Linked DNA regions of Homo sapiens: region 1 is linked to region 2. The links are chromatin contacts, found by Hi-C or POLR2A ChIA-PET in ENCODE. All regions are on one chromosome and are shown on one strand. Each heading gives the region's core, a stretch centred on a gene start or an enhancer-like site at or near the end of the contact. The rest is flanking DNA. Distances are from core to core; before and after follow the strand shown. Region 1 has its middle 22 kb from the start of BHMT. Region 2 has its middle 62 kb from the start of JMY.

What was found. A loop is a pair of places that touch in the nucleus more often than their neighbours do. ChIA-PET counts read pairs that join two places held with the same protein, here RNA polymerase II (POLR2A). Pooled maps may share reads with other maps.
Region 1: a loop to region 2 is called in a map of Caco-2, with 9 times the contacts of the local background. The contact joins two enhancer-like sites. A Hi-C loop is called at or near these places in 2 of 168 maps with a recorded cell type or tissue (Caco-2 and PC-3) and 1 of 50 pooled maps. POLR2A ChIA-PET finds 5 or more read pairs at or near these places in 4 of 52 experiments (A673, Panc1, RWPE1 and 1 more).

What each region holds. Positions count from the first base shown.
Region 1 is chr5:79,132,428-79,135,156 of GRCh38, forward strand. No RefSeq gene overlaps it. Among named protein-coding and RNA genes, the nearest start is that of BHMT, 22 kb to the left of the region's middle. Within about 2 kb of position 1,369, at least 25 of the 41 ENCODE cell types and tissues checked have a DNase peak (open chromatin) inside an H3K27ac peak, as active enhancers do; they include PC-3, where a contact is called at or near this core.
Region 2 is chr5:79,172,632-79,175,331 of GRCh38, forward strand. No RefSeq gene overlaps it. Among named protein-coding and RNA genes, the nearest start is that of JMY, 62 kb to the right of the region's middle. Within about 2 kb of position 1,325, at least 3 of the 41 ENCODE cell types and tissues checked have a DNase peak (open chromatin) inside an H3K27ac peak, as active enhancers do; they include PC-3, where a contact is called at or near this core.

The sequences.
Region 1 (2,729 bases), core at 119-2,618, 40 kb before region 2:
GTATTTAAAAGGAAAAGAGGCCCTACTGGCTCTTTCTGGAGAGCCAGTCAGGGAATTCTAGAAAACAAAAATAGGCCAGGTGTGGTGGCTTACGCCTGTAATCCCAGCACTTTGGGAGGTGGACGGATTACTTGAGGATAGGAGTTCAAGACCAGTTTGGCCAACATGGTGAAACCCTGTCTCTACTAAAAATACAAAAATTAGCCAGGTGTGGTGGCACACACCTGTAGTCCCAGCTATTCGGGAGGCTGAGGCATGAGAATCACTTGAACCTGGGAGGCAGAGGCTGCAGTGAGCTGAGATTGCACCACTGCACTCCAGCCTGGGAGACAGAGTGAGACTCTGTCAAATAAATAAATAAATGGAAAGGCAAAGAAATTGCTAGAATTTTGTTACTAAGAGTTAATAATCCACCCCTAATCCCTCAATGCACAGAAACAGAGCCAAAGCAGCACAACTTTCAGAGGCTGCATATGGCTAGTGGAAACAAGAGTGAACTCCACTTGTTTTTTGTTTTTTGTTTTTTTTTTTGGCAAAGTTGTTATCTATCATTTCTCTTATATTCTCAAACCAAGCTCAGTATTTAAAGCTTTCACTCACAGATGACATTTTATTGGACTTGCTGTTCTATTACTGTGTAAAATGCATGTTCCTTTAATATTCTTTTCAGAGTTTTGTTGCCACCAAAATATTATAACCTTTAATCATTTTTATATCCATCGTTTTTTAAAATATTTTTCTGAAAAGGAGCTATGGTAAAGACATTCTTGAATTAAATTATATGTCAACACTGCCTCCTAGTGGTATAGTTCATATTTTGAAATTGTTTTTAAAATTTCAGTCCCTCCTCCAAACATGTGCATTTTATTTCCAGAAATCTTGTTCATTAAGAGAGAAAGCTCATTTAATACCTAAGAGTTGATTTATGTTAAATAGACATTTCTCACTGGTAAATATTTTTTATGGACTCCGAACCAGAGGGACCTTAGAGATCAAAAGTCCAAACTATCCTTTTAAGGATAAGATTACCAAGGCAGGATGCAAAGTCAGGAAGCACTTCTCACTATTCCAAGGCTGTCAAGAAAGACGGCTTTAGCTTAGCCTTTTGTAGGAAGGGTTGGGGAAGCTGGGGGGCAGTACCAGAACAGATGGTCCACAAAACTAAGGAGTCATCCTCCAGCCAGGAATAAAATAAAGGTCTTTGGCGTTACTCAGAGTAAACATGAACTCACTAAATAAACTGTTTGCAGTTTGTACTCTGACACTTCTACACACTGTAGCAAACCACCTTTGGATAAGACAGCCAAGCCAACGCAGACCCCTAAAGGAAACAAGAACTGCGCAGGAATGAATCAAGAACATCCGTTCCCAACTTCTCCAGATGGGGGCAGCAGGTCGCCAGCAGGAAATGCATGAGTAACCTTATTTTGTTTGAACTTAAGTTATTTCATCAGGCTAAGCTCTAACAGTTTTGGTCAGTTTTTTCTTAAGACATGTGGATCTTTGAATCACATCCAGGACAACGCACCCATCAAGAAAAGCCTTTAACAAGTTTGAGTCAGGAATTAAAAAAGAGGAAGGAAGGGAGAAAGGGAGGGAAAAAGGGAGGGAGAACGGGAGGGAAGGAAAGAAAGGAGAGAGGGAGGGAGGGAGGAGAGAGGCAGGGAGGGAGGAAGGAGGGCGGGGAGGGACTGCAGGAGAGCAGGCAGGCAGGCAGGCTTTATGCATCTCCAACTAGATCCCCATTTTCCCCAGAAACGTTTTTTTTTTTCCAGCCTTCAGCACACTGAAGGGCTTGAGGGCTTTATAGACTGTTCTCCCAAATAGCCTCCTTGATAGTCAATAACATCCACTCAGTCAGTCTGGAACCTCCCACGTGTTACCTGCCAGGTCAAGGACCCTGGCTCTTAGATAACAAAGGAGGAAGAAGTCAATTTCAAGAGAGAAAAATAGGACTTATGAACGGCTTCAGAAATAGTATGCCTGGTGGGATGTTAAACGACAGAATTAGAGATAGCAAGGTATAATATTTCTAAACATCTTCAGGAAGGAATATTTAGTGTTTGAACAGAAAATGATGAAAGGCAGGCAAATGCAAAGAATTCTCAAAAATGGTAACAGGAAGGGTAGGATCCTTTGGTAAAATTGGTGGGAGTGTGGTGAGAGAAAGGAATGGCCAGAAAATGCTTCCGGTTTTCAAGCAGCTGGAGGCATTCTGTTGGCATTGGATAGATGAAAAATTAAGATGATGGAAAATGAGAGAGACAGATGTCATCATTTATGCTGCTGTGAGTTACAGGAATAATACCAAACAAGTCATGTACAGCAAAACAGTAAAAACAGGTTAATTTATATGCCATGAAATCAAACGCATGATCATTTTAACTTGTGGTTAGATGGTTAGATGTTTACATTTAAATTTATTAAAGCTTCCAGGCTGGGCACGGTGGCTCACGCCTATAATCCCAGCAGTTTGGGAGGCCAAGGCAGGCAGATCACTTGAGGTCAGGAGTTCAAGACTAGCCTGCCAACATGGTGAAACCCCATCTCTACTAAAAACGCAAAACTTAGCTGGGCGTAGTGGCAGGCGCCTGTAATCCCAGCTACTTGGGAGGCTGAGGCAGGAGAATCACTTGAACTTGGGAGGCGGAGGTTGCAGTGAGCCGAGATCGCACCACTGCACTCTAGCTTGGGCAACAAGAGTGAAACTCCATCTCAAAAAAATAAAT
Region 2 (2,700 bases), core at 75-2,574:
TATAGAGCAGCCTTCCCTGCATTAAAACACACACACACACACACACACACACACACACACACACACACACATAGATATAGATATAGATATATCCCACTGGAGGCTTTTTATAAAAAAAACAAAACAAAAAACCCACAGATATATCTATTTTAGATAGATAGATAGATAGATAGATAGATAGATAGATAGATATAGATATATAGATATATTCTTCCAAGTAACACTCTGGCAGGATTATCCCACAACAGAAAGTGTCAAAGGCAAAGAGAAATGCCTATACAAGAAGAACTTTTTAAAATAGAAAGCATAGATTCAAACTGCCTCAATCACTGTGGGCTTCCTTCCCTGGCAGAGGAGAGACACTTCCTTCATTCCTTTCCAAATAAAGCACCTTGGCTCTATTCAAGGCTTTACTATGGGCAGGAAGACCAATGGCAACTTCTTGATCTATAGGAAAGTTTTATTTGTTCGACTGACCTACCAGAAAAATATTCTAAATTGAATTACTTTGCCATGTTTTATAGATGATACATAAATTGCCTTGCCCAGGATACTTTTTAAAAAAAAGTTACACAAAACAGAGCATGTCAAAATAATTTTCAAATATAATACCTATAAGATGGCTAAAATGTAGCAAAGTATAATTTGCCTAAGATTGTAATATTATAAATTGAGACATGTACTTGGCTATAATCTACATTTGTCATTTCTTGGACAAACTTTTGGTTAACTCTCTTCTAAATTACGTTTGCCTATGTGTCTTGAATTAAAAAATGGCTTTAATCGTAAATAAACATGAGAAAAAAGTATTTTTCTATTTCGAAAGCCCACAAGGCCGGGCGTGGTGGCTCACATCTGTAATCCCAGCACTTTGGGAAGCCGAGGCGGGTGGTTCACGAGGTCAGGAGTTCAAGACCAGTCTGGCCTATATAGTGAAATCCCGTCTCTACTAAAAATACAAAAAATTAGTCGGGCATGGTGGTGGGTGCCTATAATCCCAGCTACTTAGGATGCTGAGGCAGGAGAATCGCTTGAACCCAGGAGACAGAGGTTGCAGTGAGCGGAGATGACGCCACTGCACTCCAGCCTGGGTGACAGTGCAAGACTCTGTCTCAAAAAAAAAAAAGAAAGCCCACAATATGAACTCATTCTTTCAGTATCCAGTCCTACAACCTCACCTGGAGTATTTTTAGCCTAAGCCAATCTTTCAATATTTACTTTGTGTATGTAAATAACAATGTTCCTGTAAGTAGTGCTACTTACATTCTAAAAAAGCCTTGATTCTAATTGCCCTAGTGTTGTCATTCACGTCTTGAGGGTTCCAGCTCAAGTTTCCTGCGTGACTGGAGGCACCGCCCTCATTCTATTTGATTCATTATGAATAACACAAGGATAATGATGCCTGTAATTACTGACAGTTTGCCACCTTCTTTGAAGTTCCCAAAAGCAAAATGCTCCAAATGTATGCTCATAATTGTTTATTAGTTGGTCAGTTTACAAAGCCAATTTTTGTTTCCTCAAAATTAAATGGCATTTGTTCATTTTTAAAATTTGAGTGACAATGTTTCTAAGTTAAACCCAGGAGGCTGGGCTCAGTGGCTCATGCCTGTAATCCCAGCACTTTGGGAGGCCGAGGTGGGCAGATCACTTGAGGTCAGGAATTCAAGACCAGCCTGGCCAACATGGCGAAACATCGTCTCTACTAAAAACACAAAAATTAGCCAGGTGTGGTGGTGGGTGCCTGTAATCCCAGCTACACGGGAGGCTGAGGCAGGAGAATCGCTTCAACCCAGGAGACCAGGGGGTTGCAGTGAACCAGGATCGCAACACTGCACTCCAGCCTGGGTGACAGAGCTAGACTCTGTCTCAAAAAAAAAAAAACAAAAAAAAAACAAAACAAACCACAGTGTATATGCATGGATACATAAATTGAAAAGTACCATTATTAATGAAAAGTCAGCATGTAACAACTGTTGTTTTAGGATAATTATTACTAATGTTGAAAATAATCAAATCTCACCAAAGAAAAAGAGATTATTTTCCTTATAAGGCAGATTACGTGTCTCAGTGATAGTGATTCAAAAATAATCATTTCAAACTTCTTATCTTAAGATTTTTGAGGATCCAATGTCTAAAGGTCTCTCTGCTCCCTGGCCTTCTCATTTCCTACTATATTATAGATTAAATCTCCTAACATTGCTTTGAAAACCTTTGTCTGGCCTTCCTTCTGATTCTACTTTCCATTTTTTACATAGTAAATTTATTGACAGTTTGATACCTAAAGCTCCATGTCTATTTTAATCTGTCTCCATAGTAACAAAACCAGTGTTTAGTTACATTGGTTTAGTTACATTAAGAACACTGTAGCCAGGCACAGTGGCTCATGCCTGTAATCCCAGCACTTTGGGAGGTCGAGGCAGGGGGATCAACTGAGGTTGGGTGTTCGAGACCATCCTGACCAACATGGAGAAACCCCGTCTCTACTAAAAATACAAAATTAGCCGGGTGTGGTGGCACATGCCTGTAATCCCAGCTACTAGGGAGGCTGAGACAGGAGAATCTCTTGAACCTGGGAGGCGGAGGTTGCGGTGAGCGGAGATCGTGCCATTGCACTCCAGCCTGGGCAACAAGAGCAAAACTCTGTCTCAAAAAAAAAAACAAAAAAAACAACCACACACACACACACGCACACGCACACAC